Linked DNA regions of Homo sapiens: region 2 is linked to region 1. The links are chromatin loops, found by intact Hi-C in ENCODE. Cell type or tissue: chondrocyte. All regions are shown on one strand. Each heading gives the region's core, and the rest is flanking DNA. Links, peaks and the distances in the headings are about the cores only.

Evidence for each region. Hi-C counts contacts between places; a loop is a spot of excess contacts. Peaks named below come from ENCODE experiments on the same cell type or tissue, not always from the same donor. Only the 100,000 strongest peaks of a DNase experiment are listed, where the experiment ranks them.
Region 2: a loop joins it to region 1, with 4 times the contacts of the local background. A loop is called at or near these places in 1 of 110 quality-filtered maps.

The regions. Positions count from the first base shown.
Region 1 is chr18:55,717,765-55,734,264 of GRCh38, forward strand. All of the region lies in intron 2 of LOC105372130 (a long non-coding RNA gene), which reads left to right. Among named protein-coding and RNA genes, the nearest start is that of LINC01415, 56 kb to the right of the region's middle. RefSeq lists an enhancer at 3,533-4,322. In chondrocyte, for the core only: no CTCF peak of the experiment used is centred there; no DNase peak of the experiment used is centred there.
Region 2 is chr18:55,656,366-55,672,865 of GRCh38, forward strand. LOC105372130 (a long non-coding RNA gene) reads left to right here and starts at 8,912. Exons shown (of 9, transcript XR_007066382.1): 1 at 8,912-9,191. In chondrocyte, for the core only: no CTCF peak of the experiment used is centred there; a DNase peak (open chromatin) is centred at 8,583.

The DNA.
Region 1 (16,500 bases), core at 5,239-10,238:
TTTTTGTCTTTGGCTCTGTTTATATGCTGGATTACATTTATTGATTTGCATATATTGAACCAGCCTTGCATCCCAGGGATGAAGCCCACTTGATCATGGTGGATAAGCTTTTTGATGTGCTGCTGGATTCGTTTTGCCAGTATTTTATTGAGGATTTTTGCATCAATGTTCATCAAGGATATTGGTCTAAAATTCTCTTTTTTTGTTGTTTCTCTTCCTGGCTTTGGTATCAGAATGATGCTGGCCTCATAAAATGAGTTAGGGAGGATTCCCTCTTTTTCTATTGATTGGAATAGTTTCAGAAGGAATGGTACCAGTTCCTCCTTGTACCTCTGGTAGAATTCGGCTGTGAATCCATCTGGTCCTGGACTCTTTTTGGTTGGTAAGCTATTGATTATTGCCACAATTTCAGATCCTGTTATTGGTCTATTCAGAGATTCAACTTCTTCCTGGTTTAGTCTTGGGAGAGTGTATGTGTCGAGGAATTTATGCATTTCTTCTAGATTTTCTAGTTTATTTGCATAGAGGTGTTTGTAGTATTCTCTGATGGTAGTTTGTATTTCTGTGGGATCAGTGGTGATATCCCCTTTATCATTTTTTATTGCGTCTATTTGATTCTTCTCTCTTTTTTTCTTTATTAGTCTTGCTAGCGGTCTATCAATTTTGTTGATCCTTTCAAAAAACCAGCTCCTGGATTCATTAATTTTTTGAAGTGTTTTTTGTGTCTCTATCTCCTTCAGTTCTGCTCTGATCTTAGTTATTTCTTGCCTTCTGCTAGCTTTTGAATGTGTTTGCTCTTGCTTTTCTAGTTCTTTTAATTGTGATGTTCGGGTGTCAATTTTGGATCTTTCCTGCTTTCTCTTGTGGGCATTTAGTGCTATAAATTTCCCTCTACACACGGCTTTGAATGCGTCCCAGAGATTCTGGTATGTTGTGTCTTTGTTCTCGTTGGTTTCAAAGAACATCTTTATCTCTGCCTTCATTTCGTTATGTACCCAGTAGTCATTCAGGAGCAGGTTGTTCAGTTTCCATGTATTTGAGCGGTTTTAAGTGAGATTCTTAATCCTGAGTTCTAGTTTGATTGCACTGTGGTCTGAGAGATAGTTTGTTATAATTTCTGTTCTTTTACATTTGCTGAGGAGAGCTTTACTTCCCAGTATGTGGTCAATTTTGGAATCGGTGTGGTGTGGTGCTGAAAAAAATGTATATTCTGTTGATTTGGGGTGGAGAGTTCTGTAGATGTCTATTAGGTCCGCTTGGTGTAGAGCTGAGTTCAATTCCTGGGTATCCTTGTTGACTTTCTGTCTTGTTGATCTGTCTAATGTTGACAGTGGGGTGTTAAAGTCTCCCATTATTAATGTGTGGGAGTCTAAGTCTCTTTGTAGGTCACTCAGGACTTGCTTTATGAATCTTGGTGCTCCTGTATTGGGTGCATATATATTTAGGATAGTTAGCTCTTCTTGTTGAATTGATCCCTTTAGCATTATGTAATGGCCTTCTTTGTCTCTTTTGATCTTTGTTGGTTTAAAGTCTGTTTTATCAGAGACTAGGATTGCAACCCCTGCCTTTTTTTGTTTTCCATTGGCTTGGTAGATCTTCCTCCATCCTTTTATTTTGAGCCTATGTGTGTCTCTGCACGTGAGATGGGTTTCCTGAATACAGCACACTGATGGGTCTTGACTCTTTATCCAATTTGCCAGTCTGTGTCTTTTAATTGGAGCATTTAGTCCATTTACATTTAAAGTTAATATTGTTATGTGTGAATTTGATCCTGTCATGATGATCTTAGCTGGTTATTTTGCTCATTAGTTGATGCAGTTTCTTCCTAGTCTCGATGGTCTTTACATTTTGGCATGATTTTGCAGCGGCTGGTACTGGTTGTTCCTTTCCATGTTTAGTGCTTCCTTCAGGAGCTCTTGTAAGGTAGGCCTGGAGGTGACAAAATCTCTCAGCATTTGCTTGTCTGTAAAGGATTTTATTTCTCCTTCACTTTTGAAGCTTAGTTTGGCTGGATATGAAATTCTGGGTTGAAAATTCTTTTCTTTAAGAATGTTGAATATTGGCCCCCACTCTCTTCTGGCTTGTAGGGTTTCTGCCGAGAGATCCGCTGTTAGTCTGATGGGCTTCCCTTTGAGAGTAACCCGACCTTTCTCTCTGGCTGCCCTTAACATTTTTTCCTTCATTTCAACTTTGGTGAATCTGACAATTATGTGTCTTGGAGTTGCTCTTCTCGAGGAGTATCTTTGTGGCGTTCTCTGTATTTCCTGAATCTGAACGTTGGCCTGCCTTGCTAGATTGGGGAAGTTCTCCTGGATAATATCCTGCAGAGTGTTTTCCAACTTGGTTCCATTCTCCCCATCACTTTCAGGTACACCAATCAGACGTAGATTTGGTCTTTACACATAGTCCCATATTTCTTGGAGGCTTTGCTCATTTCTTTTTATTCTTTTTTCTCTCAACTTCCCTTCTCGCTTCATTTCATTCATTTCGTCTTCCATCGCTGATACCCTTTCTTCCAGTTGATCGCATTGGCTCCTGAGGCTTCTGCATTCTTCACGTAGTTCTCGAGCCTTGGTTTTCAGCTCCATCAGCTCCTTTATGCACTTCTCTGTATTGGTTATTCTAGTTATACATTCTTCTAAATTTTTTTCAAAGTTTTCAACTTCTTTGCCTTTGGTTTGAATGTCCTCCCGTAGCTCAGAGTAATTTGATCGTCTGAAGCCTTCTTCTCTCAACTCATCAAAGTCATTCTCCATCCAGCTTTGTTCTGTTGCTGGTGAGGAACTGCGTTCCTTTGGAGGAGGAGAGGCGCTCTGCTTTTTAGAGTTTCCAGTTTTTCTGTTCTATTTTTTCCCCATCTTTGTGGTTTTATCTACTTTTGGTCTTTGATGATGGTGATGTACAGATGGGTTTTTGGTGTGGATGTCCTTTCTGTTTGTTAGTTTTCCTTCTAACAGAGAGGACCCTCAGCTGCAGGTCTGTTGGAATACCCTGCTGTGTGAGGTGTCAGTGTGCCCCTGGTGGGGGGTGCCTCCCAGTTAGGCTGCCCGGGGGTCAAGGGTCAGGGACCCACTTGAGGAGGCAGTCTGCCCGTTCTCAGATCTCCAGCTGCGTGCTGGGAGAACCACTGCTCTCTTCAAAGCTGTCAGACAGGGACATTTAAGTCTGCAGAGGTTACTGCTGTCTTTTTGTTTGTCTGTGCCCTGCCCCCAGAGGTGGAGCCTACAGAGGCAGGCAGGCCTCCTTGAGCTGTGGTGGGCTCCACCCAGTTCCAGCTTCCAGGCTGCTTTGTTTACCTAATCAAGCCTGGGCAATGGCGGGCGCCCCTCCCCCAGCCTCGCTGCCGCCTTGCAGTTTGATCTCAGACTGCTGTGCTAGCAATCAGCGAGACTCCCTGGGCATAGGACCCTACGAGCCAGGTGCGGGATATAATCTCGTGTTGCACCGTTTTTTAAGCCTGTCGGAAAAGCGCAGTATTCTGGTGGGAGTGACCCGATTTTCCAGGTGCCGTCCATCACTCCTTTCTTTGACTCAGAAAGGGAACTCCCTGACCCCTTGCGCTTCCCAAGTGAGGCAATGCCTCGCCCTGCTTCGGCTCGCGCACGGTGCACGCACCCACTGACCTGCGCCCACTGTCTGGCACTCCCTAGTGAGATGAACCCGGTACCTCAGATGGAAATGCAGAAATCACCCGTCTTCTGCGTCGCTCACGCTGGGAGCTGTAGACCGGAGCTGTTCCTATTCGGCCATCTTGGCTCCTCCCTCTGAAGGTAATTTTAAACTTACTTTCTAAACTAGTATATAGGTATAAGTCTCAACTTTTTGATTCTTATTTTAATGCTTGTTTTTATTAACCTTCACTTAGATGATTGCTTAATGTATCAATAGGCTGTTCCTTTAAATATACTTTTGTCATAGTGATATCTACTATGGTATATAAGTACCCTACAGCATAATGCAAAAGGAAAGAAATGTAAATTTGAGCATTTTCTTTTTCTTTTTTTTTTGAGACAGAGTCTGGCTCTGTTGCCTAGGCTGGAGTGCAGTGGCATGATCTCAGATCACGGCAACCTCTGCATCCTAGGTTCAAGCAATTCTCATGCCTCAGCCTTCTGACTAGCTGAGACTAAAGGCACATACCACCACGTCCCGCTAACTTTTTGTATTTTTAGTAGAGATGGGGTTTTGCCATGTTGGCCAGGCTGGTCATGAACGCCTAACCTCAAATGATCTGCCTGTCTCAGCCTCCCAACGTGTTGGGATTATAAGTGTGTGCCACCACGCCCAGCTGAGTTTGAGCATTTTCTTAAAAGATCACCCACAGATAAACTGCTAATATAATTTTTAAAATACTGAGAAATTAAGAACAACTGCAAGTCTATAACATTTACAAAATACCCACTGTGTGCCGAGGACTAGATGTTATTTTAGAAATTAAAAAATCTAATAATGGAGAGAGAACATTGTAAAAATAACCAGTTAGAAAATGCAATGAAAAAATAAATCCCATATGATACTCATAAAACCTTATGAAGCTAGGAATTAGGAAATGTGTAGACCCTCTATGAAGAAGACAACTTTCCTAAAAGACATTAAAAAGAAAAAGGGAAAGAACAAATGTTCATAGGTGGGAAGGCTCAGTATTGTACCAATGCCAATGTTCCCCCACAATCCATTTTTAGATTCAATACAGTTCAACATCATAACATCATAATGGAATTACATTTTGGACTTGTCATTACTTAAAATTAAAAGACAAATTACACTGCCAAAAATAAAAAGAGATGCCAAACATTGAAGATAAAAATTACATTATATTTGAGAAATGACTAAAAATTTTAAATTTATGGGAGTCTTTGCAAACCTTGATGGAAAAATATGAATAATCCATAGAAAAAACTAACAAACAACATGTACAAGCAATTTACAAAATGACTAATAAAAGTATTAAAAATCATCTATCTCACAATCTAAAATAGAAACATTTAATAACAGAATAAAAATGTTCAGATACCAATTTGGTAAAGGTGAAAACAAACAACTTAATGTTGGCAAAGGTTTAGGAAAATAAGTTCTTTCATTTTCTTGGCCAGAAGTGTGATTCAATTTAACAAGATGGCAGTAAACCATCATATTCCCTTTAACTGAGTAACTCAACTTTGGAAATTTATATTAAGTAAATAGACATACTCCCAAAGATTTCAATAAAATAGTGTTCATAACAGACTTATTTATGACAATGAAACTTTGAAAGTTTAAAAATAAGGTGAAATATATTTATGCATGGTCTATATTTATATAATGGGATGCCAGACACTTTTTCAAGTCATTTGAAAATATTTAGGGGATAGAAAATGTTACTTATAAAGTTTTTTATTCAATAGTATTAAATTTATTTGAAAATATAAAAGCTGGCTGGGTGCAGTGGCTCACACCTGTAATCCCAGCACTGTGGGAAGCCCAGGCAGGAGGATCACATGAGGCCAGGGGTTTGAGACCAGCCTGGGCAACATGACAAAACCCCATGTCTACAAAAAAAAAAAAGCCAGGCATGATGGTGCCTGCCTGTTGTCTCAGCTACCTGGGAGGCTGAGGTGGGAGGATCGCTTCAGCCTAGGAGATCAAGGCTGCAGTGAGCTGTGATCACACCACTGCACTCCAACCTGGGTGAGAGAGTAAGACCCCGCCTTAGATAAATAAAAAATAAAAATAAAAACATAATAAAAAATATAGGCTGAGCAGGGTGGCTAATTCCTGTAATCCCAGCACTTTGGGAGGGCGAGGTGGGTGGATCCCTTGAGATCAAGAGTTAGAGATCAGCCTGGCCAACATGGTGAAAATTAGCTGGGCATGGTGGCATATGCCTGTAGTACCAGCTACTCGGGAGGCTGAGGCATGAGAATTGCTTGAACCCGGAGGTCGGAAGTTGTGTTTGAACCCTGGGGTCAGTGGTTGCAGTGAGCCGAGATTGCACCACTGGACTCCAGCCTGGGTGACAAATCGAGACATTGTCTCAAAAACAAAAAACAACAAAAAACCTCACGTGTGTGTGTGTGTGTGTGTGTGTATAATGCTAATATGCATAAGCTACCAAAAATCAAAATGTTAACTGGGCTGCTTCTAAGGGGCATGTTTATGGATTTCATTTTTCAGATTATCTTCAAAGACATATTAATTTTGTAATCATTAATTTGTGCAAAGAAGAGTGAATTTATACAAATATGCATCTATAATACAAATCACTCTAACAGTTGAGATATGTATTCTTAGAGGGACACACAGAATCATCAAGGGCAATGATTCTTAAGTAGGCTGTGAATTTGTCCCACAGGGGACGCTTGTCAATATCTGAGGACATTTTTGTAGTTACAACTAGGAGAAGGAGGAGGTTGCTATTGGTTTCAAGTGGGCAGAGGCCAGGATATAGAATGCTAAACATCCTACAATGCCCAGGCCAAAGACTTATCCAGCCCAAAATGTCAATAGTGTTGAGATCAAGGAACCCTGATGTAGTGAAAAGATCATGAAGTTAGGATTCTGAGAACTGCATTTCTCTCTAGAGTCTATCAGTACCTTACTGACTTTGAGAAAATCACTTGCGGGGGCCGGGCGTGGTGGCTCACGCCTGTAATCCCAGCACTTTGTGAGGCCGAGGCACGTGGATCACGAGGTCAGGAGATCGAGACCATCCTGGCTAACACAGTGAAACCCCGTCTCTACTAAAAATACAAAAAATTAGCCGGGCGTGGTGGCAGGCGCCTGTAGTCCCAGCTACTCAGGAGGCTGAGGTAGGAGAATGGCTTGAACCCGGGAGGCAGAGCTTGCAGTGAGCCGAGATCGCGCCACTGTACTCCAGCCTGGGCAACAGAGCGAGACTCCATCTCAAATAATAATATAATAATAATAATAATAATAATAATAATAACAATAATAATAATAATGAGAAAATCACTTGCAATCCTGTGTCTCAGTTCTCTCATCCATAAAATGGAGCTAACAATATTCTTAAAGAGGTTAGATGACTGAAAATTAGATTGTGAGAATATGTAGAGATAACAGATGTATGACAGTGTTTTGGAGGTAAATCCTATTTGAGAGTAGGAGTACTCACTAGCATTATTTTTTTCTCTTTGCTTTGAAGCAGGCTTACAAGGATTTAAGTGTTGGATAAAGGTTTTGAGGACTGTGTGAATCTGACTCTGATTAAAATGTATCTCCTGTCTTATGCATTAAACACATGAAAGAAGAATTTCCTGCAGCCCATTACAATGGTCATTAAAAAACTATGATAAATTTCAAGCACATATTGCCCTACTCTCTTTATTCTCAACTGGGAGTATTTTGAAACTATAGAAAGAGAATTTCTTTCCTACCTGAATATCCGGATCTCAGTTTTCTTGCCTTTTTCATTCTAAAAATTATAAGTTCTTTGAAACTAAAAACATTTGTCATTTTTAATAAGAAGATGCTAAATTTTTTAAAAAGGGCTTTTGTGATTTTTATTTAGAAAATCTAGAGCCAAAATTTTAGCATTTGATGCTTTATGCATTCACTAATTCCACCTAAGAAATTCTTTATTGTCCATTAAAAATTAGGCTAATAATGTTTACTTCATGGTCATCAGTATTAAATCCAATTAGACAAATAGACTATGTAGGACAGTACCTGAAATTGAGACTTGATGTGAAGAGTTAGCTCTCAATGGCTTCCCATTGTCCTTAGGATCAGAACCCAGTCTTTGACATGAACTTCTTTAATCTGGTTTCTTTTGCCCTCCTTTCCTTCAGGGGCCACTCTTCCCTTTCTACCAGGGAAGTTCCTAATCATTCTTCATGTGTCACCTGAAGGTCACTCCTCCAAGAGGATCTTCTCCGTCCTCTAGATTAGGTTAGATTCCTATCTGCAACCATAGCATCTTATACTTCCCCAAACACATTACCTTTACAATTGATTATTTCTTCAACGTTTGACTTCTCTTTCTGACTATAAACTAAGGTGGAGAAAGAGGGAGTAGAATCATATATACGTTATTCATTGCTGCATGCATATCCAGTCCTTGGATCCACATCTAGGGCATAATATGTTCTCAGTAAATACTGAGTTGAAGGGAGCAATGCATGATATGATTATAACCCTCCAAAAGTAATAACTGAAAGCTGATTCCTTCTAATAAAATGAGATATTTAATTTGCATACAGTTTTGTGGCACCTGTAACAATTGTGGCATGTGGGTTGACCTTGGACAGTATGTTGGAATTTGCTTAGGTTGCCAGAGCAGTGCCTAGAGCCAGAGGGGAGGGAAAGATGGCAGTGGAGAAAGCAGTATGGGGCCCCCAGGCCTTGGGAGATACCCTTCAGGGCTCACATTCCCTAAGGCTTTGCCTTACCTGCAGGGTTTCTGGCCAGCAGAGTTCGTATGCCAAGATGGTCCTGTGGCTGAAACAGCACTCCTGCCTGGATACCTTATGAACCCGTTTTCCATCACTTAGAACATTATCAAATTTTTTGTTACCATCAGGAAGCTATATTCTGGAGGTCTCTTCATACAGTTTCTTGGAGTAAAAATTTTTGAAGGAAATTAACTTACATTATTTTGATTAGAAATTAATAATGATTATCAAATCTATCAGAGAAGGTGGTTGTATTAATCTGTTCTCATGCTGCTATAAAGACTGGGTAATTTATAAAGGAAAGAGGTTTAATTGACTCACAGTTCTCTGCAGGGCTGGGGAGGCCTCAGGAAACTTGCAATCGTAGCAGAAAGGGAAGCAAACACATCCTTCTTCACATGGTGGCAGGAAGGAGATGTGCTGAGCAAAGGGGGAAGCCCCTTATAAAACCATCAGGTCTTGTGAGAACTCACTCACTATGACAAGAAAAGTATGGGGGAAACTGCCCCTATGATTTAATGATCTCCACCTGGTCCTGCCCTTGACCTGTGGGGATTATTACAATTCAAGAGGAAATTTAGATGGGTACACAGAGCCAAACCATATCAGTGGCTGAATATCTTTTCTCCTCTCCAACAACATACTCATATGATTTGGGGTCCTTTAGTGCCAGCTATCATCAAAACTAAGAAAAAAGGGCCGGGTGTGGTGGCTCATGCCTGTAGTCCCAGCACTTTGAGAGGCTGAGGCAGGTGGATTGCTTCAGCTCAGGAGTTCAAGACCAGCCTGGGCAACATGGTGAAACCCTGTGACATATATATATATATATATATATATATATATATATATATATATATATATATATATAGTATAAATATATATATGTATGTATATTTAGAGAGAGAGATATGTGTATATATAGAGATATATGTATATATGTATGTATATTAAGAGAGAGAGAGAGCTGGGTATGGTGGCTCTTGCTTATAGTCACAGCTACTTGGGAGACTGAGGTGGGAGGATCAATTGAGTCTTAAGACATTGAGGTTGTGGTGAGCTGTGTTCATGCCACTGCACTCAGCCTAGGTGAAAGAGTGAAGCCCTGTCTCAAAAAAAAAAAGAAAGAAAGAAAACAAAAAAATTGAGAAAAAGAACTACATTGTTGGTGTAAAACTCAACTCTGTCTTAAACCACACAACACAAAACCAAATAATCTTGTACTACTGACTGATCCTATCCCATTCCAGTTCTCCTCATTGAGGGACTTAATTTTCAGATGTACGTTTTGAAAGTTGACTACCTTTTTACAAACTTTTATTTCCTTATTTATTTTCATTTTTAAAACATGATGATATTGTTTTAACTGTATTTATGTCCTAAAATAAATACAACTTATACTTCTATGTACAACATATAAAACCAGTTTTTAATTTACTAATATGTTGAGTTTCTTTTTTCTTTTTTTTTTTTTTTGGCTCTGTCACCCAAGCTGGAGTGCAGTGGTGCAATCACGTCTCCCTGCAACCTCTGCTTCCCGGGTTCAAGCAGTTCTTCTGCCTCAGCCTCCCGAGTGGCTGGGACTACAGGCGCATGCCAGCACGCACAGCTAATTTTTGAATTATTATTATTAATATTATTTTTAGTAGAGACGGGTTTTCGCCATGTTGGTCAGGCAGGTCTCGAGCTCGAGACCTCAGGTGATCCACCCCCTTCAGCCTCCCAAAGTGCTGGGATTATAAGCTTGAGCCACCGTGTCTGGCCAACGAAAGTGTTGAGTATCTATTTACAATAAAATTGCTTACTTAAAGCAAATGAATGAGAAACATACTAAGTACAGATCATCTGTTAATAAAACAAAAATTTGAAATTGGCATATGAACGATTGAATTTAGGAATAGAGTGTTGTAAATTTTTTACAGGATAAAATACTTCCTCCTGGCTTGTAAGCAATGTGATGGGCACTTTATAACTAAAGAGAGTTTAGGCAGCATTTAAATAATCTAAAGGTCTTCATGATCTTTTGTTTCCTGTTGTATCATAAGCACTACGGCTGTTCTAACTGTAGGATCTGAAATCCTAGACCCTGGGGAGTAAAGGGTATCCACTCTTCCCCAACAAATCCAGACATTGACATATAGTGACTACCCTATGTTCCCATGTAATTTACTATTTATATGGTTCAACCTGTTATGTTAATAGTGTTAGAGACCATTTAAGGCTTCATAAAGCACTTAACAAATGGGTAACACAAAGTAACAAATGGGTCAGTGCTGAAGAGTTGTTGACAGTAAAATCACATTCTTTTGTAAAATACTACAGGGAAGAATTGGGCTTTAGAGTCTTTATTTAAACTTGAACTCTCTTTATTAGCTCTGTAACCTGAGGCAAGGGACTTAACCTCTTAAAATGGAAGTTTCTCAATCTATCAAATGAGGGATAATATTGCTTGCTGTGAGAATATGTGAGATAATACGTAGAGTATGTACAATTACATGGCTATTGTAGTTGGTTGTTATTACTACTACTAATTGTTATGGGTTGAATTGTATCTCCCAAAAAGACATGTTGAAATCCTCACCTCTAATACTGTATGTGACTTATTTGGAAATAGGGTGGTTGTAGATGTAATTAGTTAAGGTGAGATCACACTGGAGTAGGGTGGGGCACTTAATCTGATATGACTGGTGTCCTTATAAGAACGAAGGGGATATGAAGACAGGCACACAAGAAGGATGCTGTGTGATGAAGAGGCAGAGATTGGAATGGTGCAGCTGCAAGCCAAGGAACCCCAAGGATTGCTGGCCTCCTGGAAGAGACAGGAGAGAATTCTACCAGAGTTTTGGAGGGTGCATGGCCCTGTTGGCACCTTGATTTCAGACTTCCAGCCTCCAGAACTCAGAGAATAAATTTCTGTTTATTTTCGCTATCCAAAGTACTTTGTAGCAATAGTCCTAGGAAACCAATCCAATGACACTAAAGCTATAGATTTCACAAAACAGAAATCACCCACATAACAAATTCTTCCCCTTTCTCTTTTTTCTGCTTAACCCAACTTTCCTAACACCTCCTTAGTTCTCCATGCTCCTCTTTGTACTCATTTTATTTTTCCCTTATATCTTTTCTTTTTTTTTTTTTTTGAGACAGAGTCTTGCTCTGTCGCCCAGGCTGGAGTACAGTGGCGTGATCTCGGCTCACTGCAACCTCCGCCTCCCGGGTTCAAGCTATTCTCATGCCTCAGCCTCCAGAGTATCTGGGATTACAGGTGCGCACCACCACACCCGGCTAATTTTTGTATTTTTAGTAGAGGTGGGTTTTCACTACGTTGGCCAGGCTGGTCTCAAACTCCTGACCTCAAGTGGTCAGCCTGCCTCAGCCTCCCAAAATGCTGGGATTACAGGCATGAGCCACTGCACCTGGCCCCTTATATCTTTTCTAAGTTTAAAATCGTATGTTAAAAGACACTGGCTTTAAAATATGGTTTAAAAAAAGCAATTTAGCAAACAAAAAAAGCCCACCAACTAAACAACAGGACAAAACAAGAAAGGACCATGTGAGAGGTAGAAAGGGTAATTTTGCTAAGCCTGAAGGTTTGGGAAAAGAATAGATGAGTGAATAACATGAAGTAAATAGAAGTTGGACATGAAAACCATTATTTAGATGAGTACACAAATGAAACCTTCCCTTAACCGATTCTCGCAAGCCTGTGTTTAGGAAGGGAATTTTTATATTATAATTTCTACATGCTGAGTATAGTATAGAAACTAAATTTCTTCTCATTTGTTTTTCGAGATTAGTTTCTAAATTTTGTTCACTTGTGCATTTTGGAAACATTTGGGTTAGTTTTCGCAGGACAAGTCTTAACCCTTTCATAAATGAACACATGAGAATAGAAGGGTACTTTTTTGCCTGTCTCCCCAGGAAAAGTAACTACAAGCAAGACACAAAGTCTTACGAGAAGGGACAAGGCAAGCCCCTCAAGCAAATGATTCACATTCCACTCTTATGCTTCCCCTAAATCCTGGAGTGTTCTTCATCTTCAACTTCCCAGGTTCAGACTGGCAGTTTGGATTCCTTTGGTGTCTCTTTGAATCACTGGAGGATTTAGTCTTGAACATATGAGCTGTGGGAATATGCAGTGTAGATAGCAAATTTACATACGTATATATTTAATATATATTAAATTATTAAAATAATTTAAACATATTTATATGTTTAAATACATATAATATGCATGCGTATGTATATATATGTTTTTAAATTGTATTATTCTGATCATGTAATTCTAGTCCCAATTTACTAAAAAATACTGGTTTGATTTTCTTCTTTATTTTTTACTTTTTCTTTTCTTTCTCTGCCTCTATCTCCCCACTTTATTTTTCAGGAAAGGATGGAAAAGTAGGGGTGGAGGGCGAAGAGGTTGGAGAGGAGAAGGAGGCAGGGCCTGCAAACAAAATACATGAATTTAACACTTAATTATAGTTAAAGTAAGCACTATTTTGGGTCATAGGAAAACATGCTCAACGCTTCAATATAAATATTTGTAAGGGCATTGCCTACCATTTTTTATAATTATAATAAAAATTATCTTATGGTACAGCAAAAAAATTACATAAGACTGATTACTGTCCTTGAGATATCTTTTAAAAAATCAAGTATGTAGGCAGATCTAGGAATTTAAAAAAATACAGTATGCTGCTGTATTGACATCTTAACATGCAGACAATCAGATGTAATATACAAGTTTGCCTTAATTTCTGGAACATGTACATTCTTGAAAACTTCATTATTCACTGAACAAACACTTATTTGACACTTCGCATTATTTTAAGGGCCTTACAAATATTTAGTTATTTAATTTTTCTAACAATTTCATGAGTTAGGTATTATTACGCTGTATTTTAAGACAGGGAAACTGAGAAACAAAGAGGTTAAGGAACTTACCCAAGGTCACACAGCCAAGTACGGGACTCGAACCCTGGCAATCTGGCTCCATGGCTGTGCCCTTAACCACTGTGCTATGCCACATCTCACAAATCACATTTTTATTAGTCAAAATTTTTATTTCTATTTTCTTATTAGGAGAAATCCCATGGTAAATTGGAAACACAAAAGACCATTTTGTTAAGTGGATTTTTACCCATCAAATTCATCTTACATGAAAACTACTTTTTCATGATGGTTTCTCTTAAAACAAGATCTAAGTATAATTTCAAATATTATCTTTGTAATAGATACAAAATGCAAGCATACAGAATTTTCCCTTTGACATAACAAATAATTTTGATAATCACATACAGCAGACTCCTGTCTGCCATAAAGATGCAAAGCCTTATATCTGAACTTTGTGTTTAAAAATTCTAAAATTTCTTTGGCATTTCTATGCTTCATTTGAATCATGCAATATGTGATATTAAGAAGTGCTGGCTCTCAGTTTGGCCCTTTCTTTAAGAAAGGTAACCTTATCCACAGTTCTCATTTTTTTCCCTTCCCCTCTGGGTTATTTTCCTGTGGAGTAAGGGAATCATCAAGGAAGACTGCCACGTGGTAACAGAGAGCAATTTCAAACACACCCACCAGTGATGATCAGGCCACCAATGATGAGGTGACTTTCCATTTATGACTCGATAAGGACAAGTAGTATCCTTGTGTACGGATAGTGCATGTTGTAACATAGAAACTGAGAGCTCGGTTTTGAATCCAAGGCAATTTTGACTGGCTGCTAGTGCAAAAATATGAATAGTTACACTTGCAGCCAGATGACAGAGAGATGATACACATCTAGTCATATCTATATATGAAAAACCTTGTTTGGGGAATTTATAAAAAAATCACCAGAATTTCCCTACAGTTTCTAGGTGTTTTCTTTCCTATGAAACACACACAGATGCTTTTCTGTTGCTCTTGGACAAAAAGCATATGCAATGAGAACGTGTATGCTTTTCTTTCACTGCACATGCTATTTTAATGATTGGAAGTTTAGTAGAATTGCTAGGATTTGTTTGGTGCTGGATATCTTTAGGTATAAAAAGGAGAGGCGTCAGACACAGAGCTGGAGAGACTGATCTTATTCATCAAGACCCAAATTTTTTTAAAAAAAGTATTACTTTCCCTCTATGCTGTCTCCCCCACCTCAAAGAAACAACATCCTAAAACCACAAACCCTTATCTCCACTCCCATAGGACTGTGGGAGTTAGATGACTCAGGTCTTCAAAAAGAAAACACAACATCTTAGAGAACAAGCTGTTTCTTTTAGTTGGAACAACAAGACAATAGCAAACAATAATACATAATAATAGCCAAGGTAATGCCATGAGCATATGACCTCACTCCCATTGTGATTTTCCTTAAGGACTTTTCTGGGAAGGTCCCAAGAGCAGATTTTTCTAAACAGCTGTGCAATATTCTCCAGAAAGGCCCAGGTCTTTTACTTCTCCTCTTTTCATGAGTGCACTGTGATTGGAAGGAGACCAACTGAGTGAGGGTGTCATCTTCAACAATCACCAGGCTTTCACTACAGATTTCAAAAGAATGTAGCCCAACCACAGTAAGCCCTGATACAGGAGTCCTGAGAAAGATCCATTGGATTTTTGAATTATAGCTTCAGTTCTATAAAAAGTAGCAACTGTACCCACTGACAAAGCAGGCCAGTTCTCCAGTAATTTTAGCCCATGGTGTGTTACTTCTCATGTTGGCAGTTACCCGCTAGTGACCTGCTTGCTCTGGTTTTAGTAGTAGCTTTGAGCTGAGCTGGTTGATGTTGATTGAGGTATGAGAGAGGACAATTTTCAACTGCTGAAATGATGCAATGATGGCCAAGAATCAGCAAATTCCTTTCCTTCTTGAGGAGATTGGCTATTGGTTCATTTATGGCTGAGAAATTGGAGATGATCATTTCTGATGAGTCCTGGGAACACTAGTGACATCTGGGCCGCTTGGATAGTCTAGGACTTCTCCCTCCAGGACTGCTAATACCACAATGGGCAAGGTAAGGAGGCCGACATTCCTGCAATGGCCCATAGCCAGACTTTTACAGTTGGTCTCAATCTGATCAAATATAGGGTTCCTATGAGTCCTCACCCAAGAAACAAATACAGATACCATTTAGGTCAATAATAACCCTTCTGTTTGGGAAATTAAGCATCACCTTCGTTAGCTATGGGGCCCCATTTCACAAAGCATGACTGTGTGAACTGGTCTGGGTGTTGCAGGTTGATTTTCCCAGGAAGCAGACATTGAGATGGAGGTTGGCATGCAGGAATTTATTAGGCACTGTTTTGGGATCAACACCTAGGGGAGGAAAGGTAAGGAGGAGTAGGGAAGGATTTGGAAGGAGTAGTTGGGTTGTGATGCTGTCTCAGTGTAGGCTTCAGCCAATCTTATGGAGTCTGGAGGATGGGAAGACCCTTCAGAGTTTCCCATATTGGGATGAGGGGCCAGACATCAAACCCCTACTTCGGCCTATTGATTTGGGGGCAGAGGCCATTAAAAAAAATACTCAGATCTGTGTTTGCTGCCGGAACTGGGGCTGTGTATAACGTGGAAAATTAGATGGAAGTCAAAGGTGAACTTGATAAGCTCAGAGAATTTACTGGCATTTTCAAAATACATTGGAGGGTCAGAAGCAGGAAGGTGATGAAGTGATGCAGGTACACAATATAGAGCCTTAACCTGTACAGAGAATGGTTGGTGTTTACTATGCATAGGTGTTATCATGGGCAATATTCTAGGCATCATAATTAAATTATTATTTGTAATATGATTAAATTTTTAAATTCTTACAACAACTTAATGACATATATATAACTGTTCCCATCTTTTTACAGTTGGGGAAACTGATGCAGGGTTTGTAGACAGTAAAGACAAGGTGCTACCTTGGAAATCTGGACACATGGCCCAGGCTCTTGACCACTGTCTTATATTGGCTCTCCTGATGCACTTGCCCTTGCCTTTCATGCATGCCCTTCAGGGTTACATGTGACTGGACTCCATTAGGGTGGAAGAGGGTTAACAGAACTTGCAAACAATGATGTGCAGAAATGGAACAACTAGAGTGGGACTATGTCAGGGTGAGGAGGCCTGGTACTGGGAGAAACAGGATCTCATGATCCT
Region 2 (16,500 bases), core at 5,731-10,730, 61 kb before region 1:
TTCTTGTTTATTTCCCCTTCTACAGGTGCCTAGTTTTTAACTTTCTCCTCTCTGCAAAGTCATTTGATACTTATCCTTGTTTTCAAGCCTCCAACATATTACTGACATCTCTTGGGCTACTGTCAGCTCCCTTCTTGGTTCATGATTGCTATGACTGCATTTCTGTTATTTTAAAAAAATCCTTTATTATCATTTTAATGGAGTATTGGAGGGAGCTGAAAGAAATGTGTTCAATCTCTTATGTTTAACTAGAAATCTCTAAAGCATTTTCTTTAAGAGACGGGGTCTCACTCTGTCACCCAGGCTGGAGTGCAGTGGTATGATCATAACCGCCAGCCTCAAACTCCTGGGCTCAAGTGATTTTTCCACCTCAGCCTCCCAAGTAGCTGGGACTATAGATGTATGCCACCGCTTCTGGCTACTTTTAGTATGTATGTATGTATGTATGTATTTTGCAGAGACAAGGTCTTGCTATGTTGCCCAGGCTGGTCTCAAACTCCTGGGTTCAAGCAATTCTCTCACCTTGGCCTCCCAAAGGGCTGGGATTATAGGTGTAAGTCACGGAGCCTGGTCTCTAAAGCATTTTTTTTAAATTTCAAGGTGACATGATGGTCATTCTCTTTCTCTTTTCACATCAGATTGCTGCAAGGGAGCTGGTTTGTACAGGAATGTGTTTTTCATCGATGTAGGATGCAATTGCTTGGGTATGTCCAGCAGAAAGTTGGAGTAGGGTATTTAAATGATGTTCTGAGAACCCTCTTGGGAAAGATGTCATCCAAAGGGCATAACAAGCTGAGCAAAGTTGGCCCAGAAACAAAGACTTAGATGTCGGAGGAAAGGGGGCTTCTGAATAGAGCAAGAATCTATCTTTTAAATTTATTTTCTGGCCCAGCCATTTATAGACTGTTATGTGATTCTTATTGGGAGAATAATAACTAGAAGCTTAAATGGAAAGCATTAAACTCTGAGAAATATTTGGATACCAGGAGTACTCCTTTAGAGCCCCCATTAACCCAGTTCAGTAAGGAGACCAACATACACCCTCAACTTGGCCACTAGATTAGTGACATGTGCTTAGTGGTCTGGAATTCTGGGCTGTAAATTTTGGGGAAACAGACCATGTATCCCTTGTTTCCTGTTGTGTCCCCAGAATCTAACACAGTGCCAGAGAATCAATAAATATTGGTTGAGTGACTGCTGGAACTGGTAGCCCACAAGTTCTTGTCATCATAAGAAGTAGACTTCATGGCAGAAGCAGGAGAAGCACCCAGAAGTGCTGACTAGGAAGGGAATCAGCTGGGCCACTGGAGGTGGAAGGGATGTGCTTTTGCACAGCTTCCTATCAAGCGTTTGCAGGAAACCTCATGGAGTATGGTCAGAGAAAGAGAGAAAGGAACTGAGAAACCATCAATCGCAGTGGGCAGATCTTGTTTGCAAAAGGCCTCCTGGGATCTCCTAGAAATAGTCAAGTGATATTTATCATGAAGTTTCAGTTTATGCAAAAGCAGGAGGGAATTGGAGCCATTGAAATACAGGTTATTAACTTGAATGTAACATAAACCACCACTGATGTAGCTGGGAAAGACATGAGTTGCCCAGTAGTTTGAATTATAATCAGGATCCAGGTTGTGGTAGCTAGACTTCAAGATGGCTCTGATAATCCTTGCCTCCTGGTATTCATGCCCTTGGGTAGCCTTACAACCCAATTTGAATGGGGCTAACTTGTGTAACCACTAGGATATTGCGGAATCAGGGTCTGTGACTTCTAAGTCTAGGTCACACAAGGGAATGTGGCTTCTACTTTGCTCCCTCTTTTGGGTCAATTGCTATAGGAGAAGGCAGCTGCCATGTTGTGAAGCAAGCAGCCCTACAGAGAGGCTCCCTTAGCAAAGACCTGAGACCACCTGCCAACAGCCAGAGAGGAACTGAGGCCTCCTGCTAACGGAGGACCCAGTTGACATCCTGACTGCATCCTCATACGAGACGGTGAGCCAGAATCACCCAGCTAGGCCACTCCCAAATTCCTGACCCACAAAAACAATGAGAGAACACATGTTTATTGCTTTAAGTGCCTAAGTTTTAGATCAATTTTTAATACAGGCAGAGGTAAATAATATACAGGGAAATATGTATCTATGAAGGTGACCAGGTCCCATGTGATGTAAATTCAACAGATAATGCAAGATTTTAATATTGGCTAAAAATAGCAATGATGAGAATCTATAAAATATAGACTCTGTGCCTTTACTATATATAGCAGAGATTCTTGACTCTGCTTTTGGGACACCCCAGTGTATCTCAAAGGCTGAATTTTAATTTGCTCAGATATGTGAAATAAATGACTGCCTTGTGATTTTGGATGCGGCAGCTGCAAAGAAAACCATGAGTAAAGCAAATAACTTCACAACATGGCAAATATTAGCATTCTTTACTAGTGCAGTATGAATATACAGGACACCAAGATGTTGTCCTTTTGTAAACAATTACCAAGGTGTATGTGTGTGTGTTCAATACACATCTACTCATCTACACGATATATTTAAAAAATTGTTATGGTTTTATACAGCTCACAAAGCACCATCACTCATTTGATTCTTAAAAATCTTTCCCATCAATCTGTGAATTAACCTAGGGAGAGCATTATTATCACCCATATATAAATAGCAGAAAACAGGCTCTGCCAGCAGCCTCAGCAATCCCACCTGGGGGGCTTAGATTTTGGACAACCCTCATTAATGGGACTTAGTCTGATCATACAGTCTGATCATAACTGTTAGAGGCTGCCCTGACCCCATATCTCTCTTGTGTCCAATTAGACATTGTACACAGGGTCTTGGGTACTATCTACTCCTTATATACTCTCTTTGCACTTCATTGACAGCCTGTTGACATTCCTTTTCATCTCATCATGTTCACTCTATCCTTCCTCCTGAAGTTTAATCTGTTTCCCTCCCCAGGACCATAGCCTCCCTCATTTCCCCTTTCCCTTACCTTCATATATACCTTCTCAATCTCCAAGACACTTAATTTCTCTCTGTCCAGTGGTTTTCTTCTCCATAGCCTTAAACATAGAGGCTCTTTGTTGGACCACCTCTGAAATCTGTTCATTTGCACTCTCGTTGAGCATCCACCCTCTTTATGCTATCCTGTGAAGGACTGAGTGGGCTGACATAACACAATGACAATTCTCATTGTCAAGGAAAGAACACCCTGGAGGGAGAAAAGATGTGTAATAACTAAGGCTGGGTGTAATAAGTGATAAATGTGATGGGGTGGTCCAGGCAAGATGGTGAAGGAGGATTTGAGCATTTCCAGATGAGGAGATTAAGAAATGTCCCATGGAGGCTGGGCATGGTGGCTCACACCTGTAATCCTAGCACTTTAGGAGGCTGAGAGGGGCAGATCACTTGAGGTCAGGAGTTTGAGACCAACCTGGCCAACAGGGTGACACCCTGTCTCTAATAAAAATACAAAAATTAGCTGGACATGGTGGCGCATGCCTGTAATTCCAGCTACTCAGGAGGCTGAGGCACAAGAATCACTTGAGCCTGGGAGGTGGAGGTTGCAGTGAGCTAAGATCATGCCAGTGCACTCCAGCCTGGGTGACAGAGTGAGACTCTGTTCAAGAAAAAAAAAAAAAAAAAAAAGCACCATGGAGATGGTAACATCCACATCCGAACTGGGCTTTGAAGAATGAGAAGGATTTTGTTAGATGAGAATGATGGTGTTGTGGGATGGTGCTGAGATGGATGAGAACGGCAAGGAAAAAAGCAAGTGTAAGCCAAGAGCTTGGAAAGGCTGCTGCACAGCTGTGAAGAGCCTCGGGACCAGACTTCAGTTCGGGGCGCATGGGATTTAGAAGAACAAGACCTAGGTTTGAATTTGATTCAGCCACTAAATGGCTGTGTGAGCTTCATTTCATCTGTAAAGTTAGCTGTGAAGGCAAGATGAGAATCAGGTGGGTGAAAGTATCAGGGAAGTATTGGCAGAAGGAAAACATTCAACCAATGTTAGTAAAATGCAGAAGAAAATTAGTTTGGAAAGACAGGCTGAGGTCATCTTATGGAAAGCCTTGCATGTTAGGCTGAGGAATCTTAGACAGTGGGAAACTGTTGATAACCAAAATGAGAATTGGTGAGGATTTCAATGGCATGCAAGATGGTTTGTGGGAGTAGACTTTGGAGCCAGGACTATTACTAAGGTGATTGTAACAAGTTACCTGTGAAATTATAAATACCTGAACTATTCTGGTGAAGGTGGGAAAGGAAAGAAGGGACACATGCCCAAAGGAACTATAATAGAAAAGTCAGGAACACTTGGCAAGAGCCAGGATTCTTCCTACATTTGCTTTTGCACTTAGGCTGAGGCTGAGAAGTACAAGTCAGGTTAAATTCTTGTAATAATGGCTAAAACAGCAACAAACACTCGTTAAGCAACTGCTATGCGTCGGACACAGTTCTAAGCACCATCAGTGCACCATCTCACGGAATCCCTCACAATGGCCCCGGAGGTGGGTACTAGTGTGGCTACCAGTTTACAAATGAGGATACTGAGGCTTGCAGAAGTTAAAGATGTTGCCAAAGTCGCATCCCTACACAACAGCACAGTCAGGATTAAAATCCAGATCTGCTTGACTTTAAAGCCCATGCTCTTAACCATTACACTACCTCCAAGTGCAAAACCAGGGTAACTGCATGAGTACGTATGCTTGCATTTACCCAATCCTGACCTTGTGCTCTGTGCTCTATAAATTGTTGGAAGTTTAGGGACTAAAGATTACCCTTCCTATACTTCCAGAGTTCAGGATGATAAGGGATACACAGAAGAGTGACCATTCCTAGGCAGACAAAAATATTGACATTTTAATGGGATGCAAGTGCCAAGCAATGCTCACAATACAGTGTCTGGTAAACAGAGGTCTCCTCTATTCTGTGCGAAATCTAAGCTTTCAGATATGCATGGAGGTTTGCCTTTAGGAAGAAATGGCTTGGTCAAGAAGGCTCAGTCCATTGACTCAGGCCTACAGTTTATCCATCCAGGAGGAGCAAGAGGAGTGACCACCTGGCCACTGCTCCTTCAGCGTTGGTGAGATCCCGCTGAAGTGGGGTTAGGAGGACAAGCTTTGCTTTTTCATGCTGATCGGACAGGCAGGGAAAAAAACAGAGGGAGGAGACCTTTCCTGTTTTTGAAGCACATTCAGGACCTCTGCAGGTGAGTTTGGCTAGATATATTTCTGATAGAAATCAAGGAATGTTTGTTTTGGGGGTCCACCACTGGGCACAGGGAGCAAGGTACAGATTAAAAGTCTTTATCCAGGATTTGTATTATGTGCAACACACTGAGAACCCTACCTCCTTCTAGGACTCAGGACCCACTCACACTTACATCAGAGAGCCAGCCTCCTCCCTCAGGAAGAAACAAACACTAGAGGCTTTGTCACCCCTCACCCCCATGTTCTGTGGACTCTTCTTCCTAGAAGGTTGACAAGAATTCTTCTAACACATATATTGCATAGTGTCTATTACTTCAACAGTTCTGCCCGGAAGGTATTTTTATAATCATCTCCATGACTTCATGGAGAAACTGAAGCTCAGAGAATTTAAGTGATTTGCCCAAGACACAGAGAAAGCATGTGGTAGAGCTGGAGTTCCAGCCCAGGTCGATATAGTTTCTAAGCTCACACTGTTTCCCCCACCCCTCTGTGCCTTCCATTAACAGCCGCCATGCAGGGAGCTGGACACTATGCTGAATGCTTTGTCTGTATTAACTCCAAACTTCACAACAACCTATATATATATATATTTGCATTTTATATATATATATATATAGTATAATTATACTATAAAATGGTAGTACCTTCCATGTTATACTCTCTCTCTATATATATACATATACACAAAATGGGAATGATAGTACCATATTATACTATCATTCCCATTTTCTAGATGATGAAAACTGTTCATTGAGGATAAGTACCTTACTCAAGGATGGGCAGCTACAGAAGGATACAGCCAGAGTTGGAAAGTAAGTCTGTTAACCCCAGGCCTGTGGATTTTCCACTTACTCATGTTTTGACTGACCTTCCATGACCACTATAATAATGTTTTAGACATATGTATAACATGCCTGATTTTTTTTTATTTTTTATTTTTTTTAGATCAGCACTTGCTTCATTGCCCAGGCTGGAGTGCAGTGGCGCGATCTTGGCTCACTACGACCTCTGCCGCCTGGGTTCAAGCGATTCTTGTGCCTCAGCCTCCCAAGTAGCTGGGATTACAGGCATGCCATCATGCCTGGCTAATTTTTGTATTTTTAGTAGAGACAGGGTTTCACCATGTTGGCCAGGCTAGTCTTGAACTCCTGACCTCAAGAGATCCACTCACCTCAGCCTCCCAAAGTGCTGGGATTACAGGCGTTAGCCACCATGCCCGGCCTTGTTTGTATTTTGTGGGTTTTTTTGTTTGTTTGTTTTGTTTGTTTTGAGGTAGGGTCTCGCTCTGTCACCCAGGGTGAAGTACAGTGGCATGAACATGGCTCACTGCAGACTTGACCTCCCCTGGGATGATTTGTATATCTCCATATAGATTATCTATCTATCTATATCCCACTTTTAAATAATGTTAATGTTTATTCTGTGACTTTTTGGTGGTGATTCATGCAAAATATAGACTAATTCTCTTTTTGTGCAAACTGTTTAGAAAAGATTGCAGCCTTCTACATTAATTTTATAAGCTCTATTGCCATAGAATCATTATATGGGTAGGAGCCTTGAAATGACTATTGCTATGTCCCCCTAACCCTGTGTACAATGCACTCAAACTAGTTCACAAAATTGCCTTTTCTGGGCAGAGACAGCTAAAAACACTGCGATGAGGACACATTATTTATACATTAAAACCTGTTAGTTGAGAGCCAACTACTTTAATATAGTTTAGTGGTTCAGCAAAATTTCACAAAGCATAGAGTTAAATAACCAAAACGATTTTCATAAATAAATGAAAACCTCTGTATACACTTAGTACTCAGTTTTAACAACGAATGTATGTGCTGACCTGATGATGGAGTCCCCACGATGAGGCATACTTAGGTAAGTTCTACCAGAGCTTCCTTACACTCATTTGTCTTTATGCCTCACATTTTTATGGCATCACAGCCTTGTTCTAACCATAACTTTTTGATTCTTGAAACATTTCCTTTGAGCAAGTGGGAATTACCATTTACAACAGCTTAACTGAAAATTAAATTAACTTTATATGAGGTAAAGTAACTTCTGCAAGATTGTGTAGAATAAACATAAGAAATCAGAGGTTTCTTGACACGTAGGGAGATAAAAATTTGTTCCTGGTATATTTTATTTTATATGGTATTTATGCTAAAAAGCCTGCATAACCTGAAGAAAGTACATGGCATAAAAGGGGAAAAAATAGTCATTATCAAGTGACATATCCCAAAAGAAATCTGCTAGATGATATAATTTCTTGTGATACCAGAAATGTTCCAGAAGACAATTCATTCATTGAAGCTGTTGTCTTTGTAAAATTATGATTATGGAGAAATAAATCTGTTGCCTCCCCACCACTCAAAAAAAAAAATTCTTAGAAGTGAGGACTCTCTCTGTCTTTTCTGACCACTTACCCATATTCATTTGCCAGCAGCAAAGACCAAAGTGAGGAGGTCAGAAGGTCAAAGGTGACAAACTGGTTTCATAAAGATAAGCGCTCGGATACAATGAAGTGACCAGTGACACCACATACATTCCATAGGGCAAAGTACAGTAAAGAGTCTTGGGACACATGAGCACCCCCAGCCAGGCCTCTGCTTTCACAACTTTTCCTTCTGAAAGGTGGGACTCTTTTTCTTCCCGTCACGGTTAAGGATCTTTATCTCACATTAGGGACAGAGCATTTGGCACATTTTAAAATTAGACTGAAACTTTCAGTATGTCAGTGATCCCATCCTGGACTAGAAATCTGGAGCCTCCGTCAGCTCAATGGCAGCTTTTCAGGCAGAAGAAAGAGAACCTCATAACACTGCGTAGGTTACAGGTGAGCCCAAGGCCAAGCACCAATTGGCTTAAGGTCTATTACTGACTTCACTGTCACTGAGCAGCTCTGTGCCCTTGGGATGCCACTTTGAAGCAGGAGAATAGGGTCTGGAGGCAGGGAACCTAAGGCCGATTCACGCTGACTTCCTAGAACTAAACCAAAAAGAAAACCCCAACTTTCCAAGCCCACGTAACAAAAGGACCAGAGGCTACTTCCTTTGAAACCTCCCCCTTTTCTGTGAGGCAGATGAAAAATTGAAAGTACCTCTGTTTGGTCCCCTCCTGCTCCTGTAACCAATTGAGAGGTGACAGCATGCTGGCAGCCCTCAGAGCCCTTGCTCGCTCTCATGCCTCCTCGGCGTCCGTGCCAATTCTGGCGGCGCTTGAGAAGCCCTTCAGCCCGCCGCGGCACTGTGGGAGCCCCTTCCTGGGATGGCCGAGGCGGGAGCCGGCTCCCTCAGCCTGCGGGGAGGTGTGGAGGGAGAGGCACCGGCGGGAACCGGGGCTGCGGGGGCGCGCTTGCGGGCCAGCTAGAGTTCCGGGTGGGCGTGGACTTGGCGGGCCCTGCATTCGGAGCCGCCGGCTGGCCCGCCGGCCCCTGGCAGTGAGGGGCTTAGTACCCGGGCCAGCAGCTCCGGAGGGTGCGCCGGGTCCCCCAGCAGTGCTGACCCACCGGCGCTGGGCTCGATATCTCGCCAGGCCTTAGCTGCCTCCCCGCGGGGCAGGGCTCGGTACCTGCAGCCCGCCATGCCTGACCAATCACCTGTCTGTAAAACAGACCAATCGGCTCTCTGTAAAATGGACCAATCAGCAGGATGTAGGTGGGGCCAGATACGAGAGAAAAAGCAGGCTGCCCGAGCCAGCAGTGGTAACCCTCTGGGGTCCCCTTCTACGCTGTGGAAGCTTTGTTCTTTCACTCTTTGCAATAAATCTTGCTGCTGCTCGCTCTTTGGGGCCACACTGCCTTTATGAGCTGTAACACTCACCGGGAGGGTCTGCAGCTTCACTCCTGAAGCCAGCGAGACCACCAACCCACCAGAAGGAAGAAACTCCGAACACGTCTGAACATCAGAAGGAAAAGACTCCGGACACGCCGCCTTTGAGAACTGTAACACTCACCGCGAGGGGCCACGGCTTCATTCTTGAAGTAAGTGAGACCAAGAACCCACCAATTCTGGACACACAGTCAGGCTGGTTGTGGGCCAAGTCTTCATTTGCATAGGAGTATAACTTTGTAACTTCTCTTCAGCCTCTAATTGGTCACTTTCCACAACCAATCAGATGATTGCATAGGGTGTAACTTTGTAACTTCGTTTTGGCCTCTGATTGGCCCCCTCCCACAACTAATCAGACTGACAACAGGCCACTACTTCATTTACATAGGGTGTACACCAAATAACCAATGGGAAACCTCTAGAGGGTATTTAAGTCCCAGAAAATTCTGTAACCGTGCTCTGGAGGCACTTGCTCAGCCTGCTCCCACCTAGTGGAATGTACTTTTGTTTTCAATAAATCTCTGCCTTTTTTTTTTTTTTTTTTGCGACGGAGTCTCGCTCTTCCACCTAGGCTGGACTGCAGTGGCGCTATCTTGGCTCACTGTAAGCTCTGCCTCCCAGGTTCACGCCATTCTCCTGCCTCAGCCTCTCTAGTAGCTGGGACTACAGGCGCCCGCCACCACGCCACGCCCGGCTAATTGTTTGTATTTTTAGTAGAGACGGGGTTTCACCATGTTAGCCAGGATGGTCTCGATCTCCTGACCTCGTGATCCACCCGCCTTGGCCTCCCAAAGTGCTGGGATTACAGACGTCATCCACTGTGTCCGGCCTAAATCTCTGCTTTTGATGCTTTATTCTTTCCTTGCTTTGTGCCTTTTGTCCAATTCTTTGTTCAAGACTCCAAGAACCTGGACACTCTCCACAGGTAACAGCTTTGTCTGCCTGCTCTTCATTTTCCACATGCATATAGACTAAGTGATTTCTAAGATCTTTTAATCTCAACAAGTTTGTAATTCTGGCTGTAAACCCCGGAGTGGGGAATGACGTAAGGAAATATGGGTAACGATAATGTTAATGTAAAACACTATCAAGGCATCTGAATGTAGGAGACAAATGACTTGTAGAATAATATGAGGAGTTTTTCTTTTTGCCAAGAACAAGTAACAGGGACCAGACTTACCATCCCATATGCAATAACTTGAAAACTAGACAAAATACGCTGGGCATGGTGGCTTATGCCTGTAATCCCGGCACTTTGGGAGGCCGAAGGGGAGCGGATCATTTGAGGTCAGGAGTTTGAGACCAGCCTGGCCAACATGGTGAAACCCCATCTCTACTGAAAATACAAAAATTAGGTGGGCATGGTGGTGCACCCTTGTAATTCCAGCTACTCGGGAGGCTGAGACAGGAGAATCACTTGAACCCAGCAGGTGGAGGTTGTAGTGAGCTGAGATTGTGCCACTGCACTCCAGCCTGGGCAACAGAGCAAGATTCCATCTCAAAAAAAAAAAAAACAAAACAAGACAAAATATGGAAAACAGTAATTTTGAAAACATTAAAATCAGGCAACAGACCATGCTGAGTGTGTGGAACAAATGAGGTGAGGTGATTGCCTCAGTGTATTGCCTTGATATTGTCTGCAGGGCATGCTGCAGGCTGCAGGAGCCGGGGCAGAGCCTGATTGTCTCCCTGAACTTGGTGGATGGAGTTAAAAATCCAGGGAGGCCGATGTGACTGGGCTGAACACAGGACAGGGGAGAAAGAAGGGAGAGAGATTTAAAAATTTGCAGAGGGTCTTTCTTGAATCTTCAGCTGAGTATTGATCAGTTTGTGCAGGTGAAGAAACATCTGAGGCTGAGGAAACAACTACCGGATAAGAGTAAAGGGAACAATCTTCAGAGCTCACGTGGGGCTTGGTCTAGCATCTATCCCCCCAAATCAGAGCGGACAACCTCATAATTCATAGGGTGTTGGGTCAGTAACTGGACAAAATAATCCCTAGACTAAATGCTGCTCTCATCCCACCTGACTAAGCTCTAAAGGAAGACCCAAAGTATTCAGATTTTTAAGTAACTTAATTATATCTCAAAACAAAGCCCCCTCCCAATTTTTATAGAAATATAAAAATACCCAGCACCCAACATGATTAAATTTGTAATGAGTGGCATCTAAGAAAAATTACTAGGCATTCAACAAAACACACATACACACACACCCCAAAACAAAAAGTAGGTTGGTACTTTTTGTATTTTTTTAATTGAATTGTTAACTACCAACAAATAATTTTTGTATTAGGAACTGAGTATAATTTCCAGAATGGGATCACATATTTTGATTAATTAGTTTTCTCAATATTTCAAAGGTAATGCAGTAAAGGAAGGATAATCTTTTCAAAAAATAGTGCCAGAACAATTGGATATCCATATGCAAAACAATTAACTTCATTCCATTTCTCACGGTGTAAACAAAAATTAACTCGAAGTCGTCTTGATCACCTGGCCTCAAGTGATCCTCCCATCTTGATGTCCCAGAATGCTGGGATTACAGGATCATAGAGTCAAACTTAAAGTTAAACATACCATCAAATTTAAAGCTATGAAACTTCTAGAAGAAAACATAGAAATTGTTTTGATCTTGGACTAGGCAAAAGCATTGTCCATTAAAAAGAAAAGATAAATTAGGCTTCATCAAAATTCAGAACTTCTGCTGTTCAAAAGACACCATTAGAGAATGAAAAGACGAGCCAAAAACTGGAAGAAAATATTTATAAATTTTGTGTCTGATAAAGGCTTTGTATCCAGAATATATAATGAACTCTCAACTGTTATTGGTAATTAATAATGCAGTAAAAAACTGGCAAAAGATTTGAACAGAAATTTTTCACCAAGGAATATATATAATGGCAATTATACACTCCACTATACAAGTAGAGTGGCTAAAATTAAAAAGTCTGACCAAACAAGTGTTGATGAGGATGTGGAGCAAATGGGACTCTCATGTACTGCTGGTGGGAAGGTAAAATTGTGCAACCACTTTGGAAAACAGTTTGGAAGTTTCTTAAAAAGTTAAACATACATCCACCATATGATCCAGGCATTCTACTCCTAGATATTTACCCAAGAAAGATTACAGACTTGTAAATGAAGGTTCGTAACAGCTTTATTTGTTAACCCAAAGCTAGAAACAATCCAAATATTCAAACTAATTGTGATATATACATATGAGTATAATTGAAATCTTATCAGCAATAAGAAGAAATGAACCATTAATATGTGCTACAACATGAATGAATCTTAAAATAACTAAACGATTATTCCTGTTTTTCTCTTCTTGGATCCTGTTTTGTGTCAGGCATTGTGATGTAAATTCTATCATAAATTTTGTTGTAGAAATATGAATGGTAAATGTAATGATGCCCTTAAGATGTTTATAGCCATTGTTGAAGACAGACAAATAAATGATCCATTATAAAGGAGATAAAATATTTAAAAGCCTTTAATGATTTGACTTAAGAGCAGTTTTTAAATGCCTCGATAAATGGGTTTAATTGATATTTGTGTCCTAGGAAACTGAGTCCATAGCAGGTGATCCAGAAATATTTGTTGATTGGCAATGGATGAATGGATAAAGAAATTGTGGTGTATATACACAATGAAATATGAGTAAACTTTAAAAAAGAAATTCTGTTATTTGTAAGACTGTGGATGAACCTGGAGATCATTATGCTAAGTGAAGTAAGCCAGATACAGAAAGCCAAATGCCACTCAATCTCATTTACATGTGGAATCTAAAAGTCAAACTCATAGAAGTAGAGTGTAGCAAGGTGGTTACCAGAGGCTGATGGGAGAGAATGGGGAATGGGGAGATGTTGTGCAAAGGGTACCAAGTTTCAGTTGGGCAGGAGGAATAAATTTTAGAGACTGATTGCATATCATGGTGACTATAGTTAATAATGCATTGTATACTTCAAAAATTGCTAGAAGGGTAGATTTTAAATGTAATAGTCCCCAAAATTTAGCATGTAGAGGAGTTGTTAATTGGCTTTATTTAATCATTCCACAATGTAAACGTATAAAGACATTACATTGCACCCCTAAATTTATACAATTATTATTGGCAATTAAAAATGAAATTTAAAAAATTTGTTGATTGAAGAAGATTCCAGTCACATATGTTGAGTCATATAAAACATAATTGCAATGTATTATATTTGATAATTTATTTAATGAATATTTTTATTTGCTACACATAAAAACTACAAACTTAATTGTCAGAGCCCTTACCTTTAAGTCTACATAGTAGATCACAAGTAACAAATAATAATAATATGATAGAATGTGTATACATGCTAAGATAGAAGTTCCCATGAAGGAAGGAGCAAACAAGAGGATTGGAATGAGGATAAGTTGGTATGGGAGATATCACTGCCTCGGAACTCAGGGTATAAGGCTGCAACTCGCTCCTTATACAATTGCTGCACAAGCAGGAAGGCGACTTGCCACAAAGCCCAAGGCAAGAACCCTGTTACCAGAATCAGGGGTGAGATAACAGGATCAGCAGCAGCTCTGAAGCCTTTGTCTCTAGCTCCTTAAATCTTCCTCTCTTCCTCCCCACCAGAGACAACTCAATTGTTTCTAGAGTTTCAGGTGAAAGATTTTGGTCCCAGTTTTAGGTATTGGGAGTGAAATTCAACTACTACATCAATGGACTGACTCTAATTTTTGAGAAAACGTAACTTCATGTTGGCAATGTCTCTATCAGAACAATATCAGGTGAGGTAGAGTGAAGATACAAAGTAGAGGTCCGAAAGGGTGTGATATGATTTGGTTCTGTGTCCCCACCCAAATATCTTCTTGAATTGTAATTGCCAGATGTTGAGTGGGAGACCTGGTGGGAGGTGATTGGATCATGGGGGCAATTTTCCCCATGCTATTCTTGTGATAGTGAGGGAGTTCTCACAAGATCTGATGGTTTTATAAATGGCAGTTGCCCCTGGGCTTTGCATGCTCTCTCTTGCCTGCTGCCATATAAGACGTGCCTCTTTCCCTTCCACCATGATTCTAAGTTTCTTGAGGCCTCCCCAGCCATGTGGAACTGTGAGCCAATTAAACCTCTTTCCTTTATAAATTACCCAGTCTTGGGTATTTCTTTATAGCTGTGTGAGAATGGACTAATACAGGGTGCTATGTGAGCTATCAATCAATGGCACTGGAGCCATCAATTTTGACTGCAGCCAGGGTCAGAAATGGTTTCAAAGATGAAGAAGTTCTGAGTTGCATCTTGAAAAGCAAATAAAATTTCAACATGGGAAAACCGTGTTCAGCCAGAGGGCTTATTACCTGTTGGAAGTTCAGGGTGCTCAAAAAAAAACGAGGTATGAAGAAACATAATTTGTTGGAGTAAGATGAATGTCTATGTGATACACAGAAGAGAATAAATGCTTTTGTCCAGCATTTTTAGTTAATACAATATTCTGCTTAATGAAATAGAGGATTGCTGTGTATTTCATTCATAGATTTCAAATTATAATAAAACACATTTGTATCAGTTAGAATTCAGTTGTAAAAAATGAACTGCTCCATGGATCTTAAGCAGAAAACAGTTGGGAAGACTGGAGGAGACTCCAGGTTGACTAGTCTGCTGGGTCAGGGGGTAAATGTAACACACCATAGCTTACATGCATTTTCATTTTATGATGCAGGAACTCTAGAATTTTTCAGTGCCTCAGTTTGCCTAGAATTAACACATATGAGACACCCCAGAAATGTTGAATAAATGAATGAACATATGTGAAGGTCAACATTCCATAAAAGTACAGACATACTCATTAATAGAAATTTCATTTCTTAATCTCCCAAGAGCCTTGCACAATGACTTATACATAGTAGGCAATTCATCAATATTTGTTGAATGAATTTCAGAAGAAAGCAAATAAAGTTGATATTTATTTCTGTGGTGATTTCAAATAAATCAAGTCCATTTTTGTCATTCTTTAAAAAGGATGATGTATATCTAACCTTGCAATCATGTCAGACATGGTTAACAATACGATGCTGTTTGCATAATAGTAATTCATGATAAAAGCAGAAGTCCTTGTTTTTTAAACCCAAAAGTGATGTCAAGGAAAAAGACGTTTAAGTCATTGAATGTTGCTATCTGTTGGTTTAAGAAATGTGCCTAAACACATCTGATCTTATTCAGGTTGGGTGGCTGCCTCAACACATACCCAGAAATGGAGGAAAACACTTGGCTAATAACATCCTAACTCCCCTTAATGTTTTTGTTTACTCCAGCCTTGCATGACCAGCAGCAGGGTAATTGTGTTAAGTCTGGGTAAAATAGTTCTCATCACACAGACCCCCAGCAGGGCACAGGAAGTTAGTTTAACTAAACTGTATCTATTTTGGAACAGAAATACACAGGCTGAAATAAAAAGAGAGAAAATCTCTTTCACATTAAGGACATTAAAAAGCCAAATGGACTTGGCTGGTGGATGAGTTAATCTAAGGTGAATGTCACCACTTAAAAACTTCTTATTATTTAGGAATTTTGAGAGTCATCTTTACATATATATGACATATCTCATATGATATGATAGTATACATAATGTGTGTATATATGTGTATATCCATAAATCAAATATCAGCCTTTAAATATTTTTTGAAGTAATTATTTTGTAGCACTAGGAAAAAAGTTTCAAAGTCTATTTGGAGGAACATTATCTCTAAATACCCTAGAACAGTGTCAGAAACAGCCATTGAACTAGAAGTCAAAGCAAAACTACACCAAATGATGTACTCTGGCTTTTTCCCACTTCCCCGAGTGATTTCATCTCCTATTCTAAAAATAGGATAAAATGGAGATGGCTTCACGTGCTTCCACCTCCCACATATGTCCCAATCTTCTCCATTTGGATTAGAAAAAAAAAACTCTGCTTGCAAATGAATCGTTAATTCTATAAGAAGCCTTCTTCTGTTTTCCTGCACAGGTAACATTTTGTTTTGCAAGTAACAGAGTCACTTCGTATTTTGGGCTTGGCTTTTTTTATATATATATAATAAACCACATTGCTCATAAATATGAGCAACACTTTGGGTTGTTTGTTCCAATTTGTTTTCCTTTTTTGAATCGATGCACTTCAATCTTTGCTAATGTTGAAAAGCTGACAAGCTGGCCCAATTAGGTGTCGCTAAAGGTTCAGACTTTGATAACCTGTTCTGATTGTGTGTGTATTTAACTTCTACTAAGGCTCTGAATGAAGATAAGTTCTCTATGACTCTGTTAGAAATTAGATAAATTGGAATCAGATGATGTCTACAGAACTGAGTTTCTAATAAAGGAATTTGTAAACACCCCATTCCTCTCTCCTCACTATAACCGAGGGATTCATGAGGGGAACTCACCAGTGTGCCAGCTTTTCCAGGAACCTCTGAGGCTTCAGTGTCACTCCTATCTTTCATA